Linked DNA regions of Homo sapiens: region 2 is linked to region 1. Evidence: read pairs that join two places in POLR2A ChIA-PET (ENCODE). Cell type or tissue: GM12878. All regions are shown on one strand. Each heading gives the region's core, and the rest is flanking DNA. Links, peaks and the distances in the headings are about the cores only.

The links. ChIA-PET counts read pairs that join two places held together with the same protein. Peaks named below come from ENCODE experiments on the same cell type or tissue, not always from the same donor. Only the 100,000 strongest peaks of a DNase experiment are listed, where the experiment ranks them.
Region 2: POLR2A ChIA-PET joins it to region 1 with 6 read pairs; 3 of 35 experiments call an interaction of 5 or more read pairs at or near these places.

The regions. Positions count from the first base shown.
Region 1 is chr6:16,158,030-16,166,642 of GRCh38, reverse strand. It overlaps a transcript of MYLIP not described here and the pseudogene PERPP3. Among named protein-coding and RNA genes, the nearest start is that of MIR4639, 21 kb to the right of the region's middle. In GM12878, for the core only: no CTCF peak of the experiment used is centred there; a DNase peak (open chromatin) is centred at 4,413.
Region 2 is chr6:15,650,808-15,655,807 of GRCh38, reverse strand. It overlaps DTNBP1 (dystrobrevin binding protein 1), which reads left to right. Exons shown (of 10, transcript NM_032122.5): 2 at 3,668-3,721; 3 at 4,445-4,495. Among named protein-coding and RNA genes, the nearest start is that of DTNBP1, 9.7 kb to the left of the region's middle. In GM12878, for the core only: no CTCF peak of the experiment used is centred there; a DNase peak (open chromatin) is centred at 1,997; H3K27ac peaks cover 709 bases.

The DNA.
Region 1 (8,613 bases), core at 1,606-6,605:
AGCTAGAGGATTTCTTATATGTGTTCCATAAAATCACAGTGTTAATATTTCAGAGCTACAGAGAGCCTTGTTGATTATCTAATTTCCTTATTTTGTTATAATGGAAAGTGAGGCTGTCATATTGTGAAATATATACAGTACTTGGTTATCCTCCAGTTTCCTGGCATACAACTCCTAAAATCCTTGGACTCTTCAAAGTAATAAGTGGCTTTGTATGTGCTATTGAATTGACTAATAGGGGCGGTTCCTAGGTAGCTTCAGGATGGGGTTGGTCACCAGAAAGACCAAGGCAAGATTAGAGGGTTGGGACTTTTAGCCCCACCCCGAAACCTTGAGAAGGGGAGAAGGGCTGAAGATTATGTTGGTCACCAATGACCAATGACTTAATCAATCATGCCTCCCTAATGAAGCTTAAAAATCAAAAAGGACTATGTTCTGGAATCTTCCAGGTAGCTGAACCTCCAGACAGTGGAGGTTCCTGGAAGGTGGTGTGCCCAGGGAGGGCACGAAAGCTCTGTGTCCCTTCCTGCATGCCTTGCCCTACACATCTCTTCATCTGTATCCTTTGTAACATCCCTTATAATAAACAGGAAAACTTAAGTGTTTCCCTGAGGTCTGTGAGCTGCCCTAACAAATTAAGGGAACCCGGCGGGGTTGTGGGAACCCTAGTGTATAGCCAGTTGGTCAGAAGCACAGATAATACAACCTGGGGCTTGCGATCTGCATGGGAAGGTGTGTGTGTTGGGGGTAGGGCAGTCTTATGGGTCTGAGCCCTCAATCTCTGGGATCTGACACTCTCTCCAGGTAGATAGCATCAGAATCGAATTGAATTGGAGGACACCCAGCTGGTGTCCACTGAGGAATTGTTTGCTTGCTTGGTGGATGGGAAAAACACCTCCTCAATTGGGTCACAGGAGTCTTCTGTGTTGATTGTTTAAGTGAGAGAATAGAGGGAACGCTTTGGGTGTGTTTTTCCCCCTCATTTGGCAGGGGGGAGTTAAGGTTCCATATAGAATTAAGGTTGCTAATCAATGGACCCTAAAAAAAGGAGAGGATCCTGGGGCGGTGGAGGGCAGTTTTGTGGGACTGAGCCCTCAACCTGTGGGATCTGATGCTGTCTCCAGGTAGATAGCATCAGAATTGAATTGAATAAGAGGACACCCAGCTAGTGTCCTCTGCTGGATTGATTGATTGGCTGCTGGTTGGGAGAAATCTCCACAAACTTCTTCGTGCCCAGAGGTCACAGAAGTCTTCTGTGTTGATTGTTGTTGAGTAAGAGCATAGGAAAAGCACTTTGTTTTTTATTCTTTCATTCACAGAAGTCCACACAGGGGCCCAGAGAAGCAAAAGACAGGACTTTCCTAATATCGCATCAATTGACTTCAGTCTTTCTATTCCTTGCTGCAAGATACTTCTACTAGAGAACAGAAAAAGTCAATATCTAAAGAATGTCCAAAAATAAAAAGTCTTCTTTTAAAATGAGGTCTCGGTACCTCTTCAGGGAATCTGTCCCTTCACAGTTCACAGTTCACAGTCAGGCCTTATTGATCTAAAAAGAACTAAGTTCTTCCTGAGTTTATGGATTTATTATATTCCCATGTTGCCTGCACTAGAATGTAAACTCCAAGAGGGCAGGGCTTTGTCTGTTCTGTTCACTGGTGCACCCTGAGTACCCACCACAGTGCTTGGCCCCCAGATGATGGTCAGAATGAATAAATGAATGAATGAATGAAATGAAATCTGGCTGTCACCATAGGCAAACACTCAGGACTAACAATAGAAGGAACAAAAATAAGATCTGAAAAGGCCGTATGTTTATTACGATAAAAAATAATGTATTAAATGGGCATTTTGAGAAACTTCATTTTGTTTCTTTATGTCCTGGTAATGAGGCCTAAGAAGATCCCAGATATTACCATCTCCCTGGCGTCCCGAAACCTTTACTTATTAGGGTCAAACATCTGCCATTTAACTCATTCATTAATCCATACCTACTAGATATTTTATAATGATATTTTCAATATTAGAATCAAAGGTGCTTAGCCGGGTGTGGTGGGCATGCCTCTAGTCCCAGCTATTTGGTCAGCTGAGGTGGGAGGATCACTTGAGTTCATGAGCGAGGCTGCAGTGAGCTATGATTATGCCACTGTACTCCAGCCTGGGTGACCCCGTCTCTAAAAAAAGAAAAAGAAGAAAAAGGATGAAATGTGCCAGAGGTGTCAGTCAGTAGAAAGTGAAGCAATGGACTAGTATGAGATAATCCACATCATAAATAGTAAATTTTGACTGTCGTGTGTAGGCTGGGTCTAGCCACTGGGATCTTGAGATGCTACTAGTATTGATGTTCTTTTCCATGTGCTCCAAAACAGTGAAAATTCATACATGTTGCCTGTTCTCCCTCCAGTAGTGACTGTAAGACTTTAATTTGATTTAATTCAAAACAATTTAAGTTATTGAGCATGTACTCAACAAATTATTCTGCTAGGCATTTTAGGAAGAGATATATGACAAGGGCTGAGTTCTGATCAATGTCGGCTGTTTGATGCATTGCCTGTCTGGCACATTGCCTGCAAGATGCCTGTAGCAGGAAATTTTTTATCTTACAGTCATGGGGCTGGAAGGATAGGGGAGGAGCTTTTTCTGTTGGATTAAAAAGGAGATACTCAAAGTTGAGTTAATAGAGGACAAAGATGTCAAACCTGAAAAAGAGTTTAATGGGAATGAAGAGACTTCCAATGACCTGAATGGTAAGCAGTTTCAATCCAGAGAAAAATATATTTGAAAAAAACAACAAAGTTATGAATACAGTGGTTTTTAACAAGGTACAAGGGACTTCATGATAGTTTTGTTAACAATGCTTCTTAAACATAACTTTCAATGGACAATGTTGATTTTATGTAAGATCAAGACAAGAGGAAAAGGAAGATTATAGAATTTCCAGATGAAGATAAATGTCAAAGGAAGATGAGGCTTCAGACAGATAAAGACAACAAACAAGTCATGGGAAGGCCCCAGTGAGAGCTGACTCAGTGAGGGAGACTACACACATGAGGAAGTGATAATTGAGTGTTTCGCATCCAGCAGGAAAGAACCTAGAAAAAGAGGAGAGAAAAGGAAATGTATTATAAAATCTCAACAAGTTGTCTAACCCAAGAACCCAAGACAAATTTTGACAGCTTTGTTGGCTTCAGTTTCTAGCATTATTTTTATTGGTTGAATTAGGTACAAGTAGCTCTATGGGTAGCAAAAGCCCACAGGTGATAGAGACAATTTCTGCAAAACAAACACATTGTATCTTGTGGATGGTATAACAGACACCTGCCATGTGTCTGTTGTTGGATACAACCCTACAGGAGGCATGATTCATTTCCAGCAGCACGAGACCAGTGTATTAATCACAATGCTTTTGGCTGCAGGTAATAGGAAAATCAAATAAAGCAGCTTCAACAATAAGGAAAAAGTGTATTACCTCCCATGGCAGTAGGACAGGAGATGGTAAGGGCTGGGTGGGGTGGCCTGAGGCTCTGGGATCAGTGAGTTCAGCTGCTTAATGTTGTCAGGATGACCTAGATCTTTCCACCTATCAGGTCTGCCATCCTCATCATATGCGCTAGCACCCCTCATCTTCACAAGCTTGCATTAGCAGCTCCATGCATTACATCCTCACACAATGCCAAAAGCCGGAAAAGCAGAGGGCGTGTCATCTTTCTGAATCCCTGCCCTCTAGCTCTTTTTAAAAATTAGAATACCTGGTTACTGGGGAAAAATCATAATGAAAACTGCAATTGCTTATTTCACAACTTACAAAATAATGATTCAATATATAAAATGAATTTCTTTTTTTTTTTTTTTTTTTTAGAGTTGAGGTCACACTGTGTTACCCAGGCTGGTCTAGAACTCCTGGACTCAAGCAATCCTCCCACCTCGGCCCTCCAAAGTGCCGGGATTATAGGCATGAGCCACCATGCCCGGCAGTAAAATGAATTTCATTATATAAGTACAAACAATATAAAAATCCTCTGGATATATCATATATATGCCATTGAGAGAAACTCACATTCCTTAAATCTGCTGCTGCATGTTTTACATTAGACATTTTGGATCTATTTACCAAGGAAGACCACATTTTTAACTATATGTTGGTTTTTGCTTACAGTTGCAATCTATCAGAAGCTGTATTTATATAATTAGAGCCTAGTTAAACCTGAGATGAAAACAAAAGTCAAGCCATTTCTTACTCCTAGGCTGTTGGAATGGTGTTTTTTGTGATAGGAATGGCCCTTCTAATGCTTCACTACACAATCTAATCAAATCTATCATCATGATGAATTAGACCCAGTCCATCTTTCAGTCTGGTCTGCTCTGAGCCTGAACATATAGACATAAAACAGTACGAATTTATTAATATAGCATTTTCCCACATCCTCACCCCATAAACCACTTCAAAAGAGGAAATTTCATTTTCACATTTTACTTCTTAAGGAGGCCTCACTACCACACAGGCCTTGGCCATGAAAGAATACGTTCCTAGGTGATGCCTCAAGTTAATGTGAAGCTTAGCAAAAAATCAATTATTCAGGATAGTAATTACAAATTCTCACAAATATTATGCCTGTAGGAAACTATTTTGCTTCTTTAAATATCTGAAGGCTTGCAAAAATGTTTATCTTCTTGCATTTTTTTGGAATGTTTGGTAACTGACAATTTTTACCAATATCTCCCTTTTCTTAGCCCTTAATAGACAGTCCATTCCATCTAGTAAAAACAAAAATTTGATCAGATTATTAAATCTTGAAAGCCTTCTCATTTTTACTATATAAAGGGGTAAGTTTCATATTCATATTCTTTTACAAATGTGGTATAAATTGTACGGATAATATAAGGAAATATTGTCAAATATAGGTAATGAGTGGTGTTTAACTTCACAAAACGTAAATCAAAAATGAACATGAAACTCTAACAGTATTTAAGAAATATTTTCTCCCAAATTGTGCTAGCATTTTCGACTAGTTTAGTAATATCGACTGCCAAAAAATAGGTTCAAAGCAGCCTGAAGAAAACAGCCTGAGGATTAAAAACGGCTTGATATTTTCATCTCAAGTTTAACTGGGCTCTAATCGTATAGCATGGCTTCTGATGGATTGCAACTAGTTCCTTCCTCCAAATCCATCTTCCCACCAGCAATTTTCCTCCTCTCTCATTCCCCACTTGAGGTGATGTATGTAAGTACTTGGTCTGAGGTTGTCCGGGAGGTCATCTTCGCAGTTTGGGAGGCAGCAGCAGGAGAAGGCACAGCCGATCAGGATAATTGTGGGCACCCATCTGAAGCTGTAGGTCCAGTAATAGATGTGACAGCAGGCTTGGCATGAAGGCTGAAGGTCTGGGTGTATTTCACGGGTGTATTACCAGAAGGATGATTCGGAACACAGCAACCAGAGCGAGAGGCTCTAGTCACTCCTACGAAGACAAGCGCTTGGGATCCATAGAGGGCAAAGAAGCAGAGGATGGAATAGATCTTGAGGGTGATAGAGCCACAGAGGAGCATAGCAGCCGCTCTTCACCATGTCTCCCCCCATGAGACCCTGGTGGCCACACTTGTGGGAGCGTCTCCACTCCGGCGAGGATGTGTGGATGTGGTCACTCGCCTGCAACCAGCCCCTGCCAGCCGGTGTGATGATGATGTCAAAGGCCATGGCGCAGAGCAGGAGCCCCACCAGGCCCTGGTGCATAATCGGCTCGGGTGACAGCAGAGAACCAGGTGAAGCCCCTTTGTAAAGAGAACCTGAGCAGAAGCTTCCAGACCCTCACATCTTATTTAAAAAATGTTTTAAGTTAATTTTTTTTTCTAAGTTTCGCTCTGTTGCCCAGACTGGAGTGCAGTGGCATGATCTCGGTTCAAGGCAACCTCCGCCTCCTGGGTTCAAGCAATTCTCCCACCTCAGCCTCCTGAGTAACTGAGATTTCAGGCACCCGCTACCATGCCTGACTAATTTTTGTATTTTTTGTAGAGACGGGGTTTCACCATGTTGGCCAGGCTGGTCTCAAACTCCTGGCCTCAAGAGATCTGCCTGCCTCAGCCTCCCAAAGTGCTGGGATTACAGGCGTGAGCCATCGCACCCGGCCCAGACCTTCACACCTTAGATTGGCAAGAATCCTATCAAATGCCATTTCCAAACCAATACGTGACAGGAGGAATCGAATTCCCGATTGGTTTAGATTAATCAAGATGTATCCCTATGAGGCTGGGAAGGTTCAGCCTCCCCTAAAGGAGGCTGAATAAAATAAAATCAGGATTTTGTGAGAACAGAAGCAGAGTCAGGGAGAAGAGCTGTTGTGCAGGCAATCAACAGTGTCTGCCATAACCCCCCTCTCTTAATTTGCGCACAGTAATATTCACTCTTTGTGGTATATATGGCTCTAGGGTTTTGACAAATTCATAGAGTTGTGTGACCACCACCACTACAATGAAGACAGAGAAATGTACAGGATGGAAGAGAGTGGATAGGTTTATGCTCAACCAGCATGGATTTACTATTGTGGTAGAAACAAGTAAGAGGGAGGGCAGAGTCATTGTTCTTACACGTTTGTATGAACAAACTTCCAGGAGGGTGAGCAGGCAATGCCTAAATCTAATATAGGGAGCTAGGGACAGCATATTGTCAGGGTTTGAAGAAGGGAGAGGTTCCCACTCTGGAGCTGTGGCCTGCTGTGTCCTTATGACTATTTGTATCTCCCGGGGCCCCTTGCTCAGGTGACCATTCCAGACGCCCATCTCTGGTTGCTGCGTGGTGGTAGCCCCGATGGTTTCTTTCGATCCCCTGGGCTCACATTCCTTGCTTTATTCTGCCCATCCTTCTTGCTGACCCTCAGCTAGTCAGCCTGGGGGTATTCAGGTCTTCTGTCCACATTCAGGACATGTCCCTATTCCAAAGAGGAAGGCTGAGTTTGCAGACAGCCTTATTCCAGGCAGGACTGGCTGGATTCAGGATGGTGTGCTGGGAGCTTGGGTGGCCTTTTGATCATTATTATGGCAGGTGGACGGTGCTGATGAACAGATACTGTCACTGTGTTTGAACACAACAGACTGCTTGGACATAACAAAGAATCTAGTAAAATAAGATAATAATTATAAGAAGGACAGCAAACACAGTTAGCTAACTTTTCCAAACCAAAAAGACCGTCCAGCGAGAGCAGCTTTTGAGCCCTGTTCCACAATACTTACAGTGTTTAGAGTCCCATGAAAGGGCCCAACTGTGGCTAAAACAACAGTCATCTAACTCGAGTTGCTTTCTTCCAGGGAGCTGGCGCCAATGCTTGTCTTTACTGCCCAGGGCCAGGGCTTGTTTGTAGAGTGCCTTTGTGCAAAGTGGAGAAAGTCTCCCCACTCCTCACGATGCTTTATTTCCATCTCTTGGGAAATTGTTATAATATGCTGTAAAATTGTAATAGTCAATATCTAGATCCTTGAGGCATAAACTTTGAATGATGCTTCTTAGGGTTGTACAGGGTGCAACCAGCACAGCTGTAAACATAGCCTCAGGACCCAGTTGTTTTGAGGATGAGAATAAGCCCCATTGTCTCAGAAATGTAGCCAGTCTGGGTCAGTGGTTGGAGGATGCCTGGCAGCCTATTAATGTATTCAGTCAACATTGACGGAGTGGTTACTATATTCTGGGCACAGTGTTAAGTGCTTTACGGCATTATCTCATTTAATCTTCAAAAAATGACCATGAACAGGTATTATCTTTGTTTTGTTTTGTTTTGTTTTGTTTTGAGACGGAGTCTTGCTCTGCCGCCCAGGCTGGAGTGCAGTGGCGCGATCTCGGCTCACTGCAAGCTCCGCCTCCCGGGTTCACGCCACTCTCCTGCCTCAGCCTCCCGAGTAGCTGGGACTACAGGTGCCCGCCACCACGCGCGGCTAATTTTTTGTATTTTTTAGTAGAGACGGGGTTGAACATGTATTATCTTTATTCCTATTTTACAGTTGAGGAAGTCAAAGTTTAGAGAGCTTATTCGACTTGTCCCAATTCACAAGGTTTGTGAAAGAGCTGACCTAGAATCCTGATGGAGATGATGCTGAAGTGACCACTCTGCTTCCTGAATATATGCCTTGAATATACTGTATAGATGTATATATAGTTTTTCACATATATCAATCCTGTTGGTATCGATGGTAATTCTTAGGGATGTTCATATTATCGTATCTCTTTGTTTTCATATATATCTGATGGGTTCCTCAGGAAAAAAATAAAGCAGCAGCTCTGTGATACTTAAGGTGCTGCAGAAGATGATGATGCAAACACATTAAAGTCGCAAATACTGAGAAAAATATCTGTCTTTTCGGACCAAACGACTGAAGACCACACAAGTAACTGCTTCAGCAGTAGAGGTGAATTGCACGGTGCCTCTGCGTCGCTTGCTTCAGTGGCGGGGACGGTGTGCTTTTGCTCAATTAAGAGGATCAGCCCTTCACATTGCAAGCCTGTTGGCAACGATTCAAACCTGACAGCCTGAGCTTTCACAGCGATAATCCGTAGGCTCTTTGGAAAGGTGACACAGCAGCTTCCTCCAGAGCACATGTCAAAGAGGATCCTAGTGGCCAAAGACCATGTT
Region 2 (5,000 bases), core at 1-5,000, 510 kb after region 1:
GAAAATACCTTTTTGGCTTTTTGTTACTTTCTTAAGTATATCTGATCTTTTATATTTTTCATCTTAAGAATAATAGTTGGAAACAATCAAGAAAGTTTAGCAGGCAAAAAGATGACTATTTTCAACTTTCCTATGGCTACTTTGTTTTTTTACTTTTTTTTTTTTTTAACTTCGTTTTACTTTCCTATAGCTACTTTGTTTTTTACTTTGTTTTTATTTTTTAGCAGGGAAAAAGATGACTATTTCCAACTTTCCTATAGCTACTTTGTTTTCTCCAACAGTTTCTTTTCTGCATTTTGGCACATTGGCCATTTATTTGGAGAAGAAGTGGTGAGAAAAGATGAATACCTAAAAGATTGTTTTTGTTATTAAAAATGTTTTTTGGCTGGATATGGTGGTTCATGCTTCTAATCCCAGCACTTGGGGAGGCTGAGGTGGGAGGATAGCTTGAGCCCATGAGTTCAAGACCAGCCTGGGCAACATAGGGAGACCCCTGTCTCTACAAAGGGTTTTTAAAAACTAGCTGGGTGTGCTGGTGTGAGCCTGTAGTCCCAGCTACTTGAGAGGCTAAGGTGGGAGGATCGCTTAAGGCCAGGAGCTTGAGGCTGCAGTGAGCTATGATTGCTCCATTGCACTCCAGTCTGGGTGACACAGCAAGACCCTGTCTCAAAAAAAAAATTGTATTTTACAAAGTCTCAAACACACACACAAATAGAATAACACAATGAACCACATATATCCATTGCTGAGATTCAACAGTTTTCAGATACTGCCACGTTTGCCTTGTCTCTCCCTTTATTTATAATGTAAATCTCAGACTTGCCTACTATACCTGTGATATGTCAGCTTGCATCACTAAAAAGGAAACACATTACATAAATGCAGTGCTGATGTCATAACTAATAAAATTAACACTAATTCTTTGATATTATCAATTATGCAGTCCATAATCAGACTTCTTTTGTTCTTAGAAACGACTTTTTACAGTTGGTTTGTTCAAATCCAGATCAGATAAGTTTCACACATTAAATTTGGTTAAAGACCAATTTTTAAAACAGATGACTGTTAAAGAGCCACATGGGGAATCTTTTGTTGAATCTTCCAACAATTTTACTTTCTGTTCCCTGTAACACTCCTTTTTTCCCTTTCATTTCAAACCGGTTTTTTCTTTTTGTCGGTGGCGGGGAGGAGATGGGGTAGGGGGGCAGAGAAGAGAATTCCAAACTTGGCATATTACAATTAAGAAAGTAAAAGTTTGTTTTAGAAATAAATAGTTGAAATACCAACTTAGAGATTTGCTGGATCATATAATTAGAGTAGTCCAAAGAGGATCTTAGGAATTCCCTTTCACACTCAGCTGTATAGAATTCTCCTGAATCACTAAAAATAATGCGAGAATCATTTTGAGTATGAGGCACTGCTGTATATAACTAGGATAATTTTGCCTGAGATGTTCCAACTAAGTATTTTGATCAAACTTTATAGTGGAAATGGTAGAGCATGGCCATAAAAATTGTTTTCCCTAGGTTTTGCTTAATCTTGGTTTAAACCAGATTTACTAGTTTCCAGGATAAACTGAGAAATTTATATTAGACTTTTACACAATTTCCTAGACTTATCTAGAGAGGTATACTAATTACTTTTGTATTAAAGAGATTGCTGAATCTTTTGAATATTGCAGAGGAATTGATCTTGTCAATATTTTATTTTTTGAAAAAGATCATAGAGTAATATGAAACTCTTTGTATGACATTGGCATTCTAATTTGGTTTTAAAAAAATGCAGTTTATCAGAAGTCCCCATATGGTGCTTAATCAGACGTTATAGACAGAAAAGATGGAATCCTGTTTCAGAACCAGCATGCATAGTTGTGCAGATTGTATACTGTACCATGCATTAGTTGAGGCATTCATGCAAGAGTCAACTTGTGTATTAGGACAGTTTCTGGCTGATGGCAGTAAAGTGTCTGGAGGAAGGAGCAGCTATTTCTGTTTTTACAAAGACTTTGTAGGGGCTAGCAGTAGTACTGTGGCCTATATTTTCAGTTTCTATTTACAAATGAGTACTTGTTGAAGTGATTGAGAAGAATGTGTACATGATATCTCATTTTATGTGATATTACTGCATACTGTAGCACTCACTTATTGGCAACCTCAGTTATCTGTAACAGAGTCCACAGCCAAAATAAAGTAAAACTGGGCCAGTGAAGTGAAAATAAATTGTACAGTTTATGAACATCATATTTTACATTAAAAGAGTCTGTTAATTCTATATATGCAGCTCTAGCCCATTTATCTGTTTTCCAGTGCAATAATTTAAAAGCAGCAAGTAGAGGGGAGGAGACTGCTAGAATTAAATAGCTGGCAGAAGCAGTGAGTGAGAGCTGACATCCAGGTGACCAATGGTAGAGAAAGAAAATTTAGGAAAGGTAGACATAAGAGCCCAAACAAACACAAAACTACCATAGATTGGTTTCAGGTTAATAGATGAAGATGCATTTCTAGCTCAGAAGTATCAGGGGAGAGTACTGTTTTGCTGCAAAATGTAGTCAATGATATTCTTAATACTGATCCTGAGTCATCACAAAATGTTAAATGAGATATACAAAATCCTCTTTAATGAAAGAAGTTTGTAATATATTTTAAAAAGCTTTTTCTCAACTAAAATTTCAAATACTGTGGATGCTTAAAGAGATTTGAAGGCCTGGGTAGCATCTACTTAATGAAGTGTGCTGCTTAGATATCTTTGTTACCTATCGATTTCTCCTATGTGGAACATTACTTTTTCTAAAGATGCCAGATAAATTATGTTTTTGTGGTCTGATCACATTTAGGAATCTTGGTTTCTAAAAAAGGGGCTTGGGGTAAGTAAGAATATGAAAATAAGGCCTGGCGTGGTAGCACACACCTATAATCCCAGCTCTATGGGGAGGCTGAGGTGGGAAGATCACTTGAGGCCAGGAGATAGAGACCAGACTGGGCAACATAGTGAGACCAAAATAAAAGTGAAACAAATAGCTGGGCATGGTGGCACATACCTGTCATCCTTGTTACCCAGGAGGCTGAGGTGGGAAGATTGCTTGAGCCCAAGAGTTTGAGGTTACAGTAAGCTACAATCGCACCACTATACTCTAGCCTGGGCAACAGAGTGAGACCATCTCTTAAAAAAAAATTTGCTACAGATTTTCCGTTTGTAGTATCTAACATATAGTAAACACTCAAATATTTGTTGTCTTTTGAGGTACTTAATTCTTGCTTAAAAAAAAAAAAGTAGCTTATCTGACCTAAAATTTTAACATGTGAAAATTTGTGGTTGAAAAATCTCTGGGCTGGGTGGGGTGGCTCATGCCTGTAATCCCAGCATTTTGGGAGGCTGAGGCAGGAGGATCATTTGAGGCATGGGGTATGAGACCAGCTTGGGCAACATAGCAAGACTCCGTCTCCACTAAATAAAAAAAGAAATTACCCAGGCGTGGTGGCGGGTGACTATAGTCCCAGCTACTCAGGAGGATGAGGTGGGAGGATCACTTGGGCCCAGGATTGAGGCTGCAGTGAGTAATGTACATGTCACTGCACTCCAGCCTGGACGACAGAGTGAGACCCTGTCTCAAAAAAATAATAATAATCTCTTGACTTGTAAAAATATTATATTTTATATTGAATTATAGGCTGAAGACTTTAAGTGACAAGTCAAGAGAAGCAAAAGTGAAAAGCAAACCCAGGTAAGCTTGTGCTAAGATTTTAACTTAACTGTGACTTAAATTTCATACAACTTTTGGTGTATTCACAATTGTGTAGTTATATTAATGAACCTTAGATTTGTTGAGTGCATCTGACTACAAAATAATTTATCGATTCTTTCTAAATTTTGTAACAGGAAAATTTTCTAATAAAATCGTGAAATGGTTGAAAAAATGGTGAAGTATAATTGTTTTACTCTGACAGTCAATGAGTATTATTTGATCACAATTAGTCATTTTTAATTTGTATAAGAGCAAAAGTAAAAGTCCTGAATTATTGAAAAGCAAATTAATGATGAAATACTACTTGGCAAATGAGCCTCTTCAGCTATGTTACCTGTTTTGTATGAAAACACCAGGATTGTGCTGTTTGTCCATTTTTTTAATAAAGTAAAGCATGTGACCAGATTTCATTTTCAACCTAGAAATGAACTGTGATCTTACATATTTGTTCTTATCCAACATTATATTAAATAATTTATTGTATGCTGAAGAGAATCTCTGGGGCAAAATGATGGTTGATAGTGTGTTACATACAGTACATTAACTCTGAAATAAAACACATTTCTCTAAAAGTTTAATAATTGTCATTAGTGATTTTAAAATATATTACAATTGACAATGTCAAAATTCTTGTATGTACCTTTTTTTTTTTTTCAGTTGGCTAAATCAAGAACAGTTTTAATAAGTGTTTCTTTTGGGCAGGACTGTTCCATTTTTGCCAAAGTACTCTGCTGGATTAGAATTACTTAGCAGGTAAGTGTTTCATTTGTAGAGGAAGGTTATACTTCTGACTTTTTTACTGACCAAAAATATCTTTTAATTTTGTAGGTTAAAAGCCTTAAAACAGCTAAATTTTATCTTAATGCAGTGATTGGAAATTATTTATGTATTATTTTCCTTGAGGGCTTTCACTTTTCACTCATTAGTACAAAGTCCATTCAAACTTTGAGCAGACAGATCACTATTGTATTTACAAGTCAATACTTTATGATAATATGTACGGCTTCTTTATTACAAGAAAATTGATTCTGGATTTGAGTCCCCAATAATTTTGTTTTTTTGCTTTGATTCTTATGTCATTTCTTTTCCAATCCATTCTTTTATTGACATGGAGTTTAATATTAAAATGTATGGTCTTTTTAGATATAACATCAAAAGCACAAACAACAAGATAAAAATTAGACACAATGGACTTGGTCAAAATCAAATACTTTTGTGTGTCAGAGAACACCATCAAGATAGTGGAGTGACAAAACAT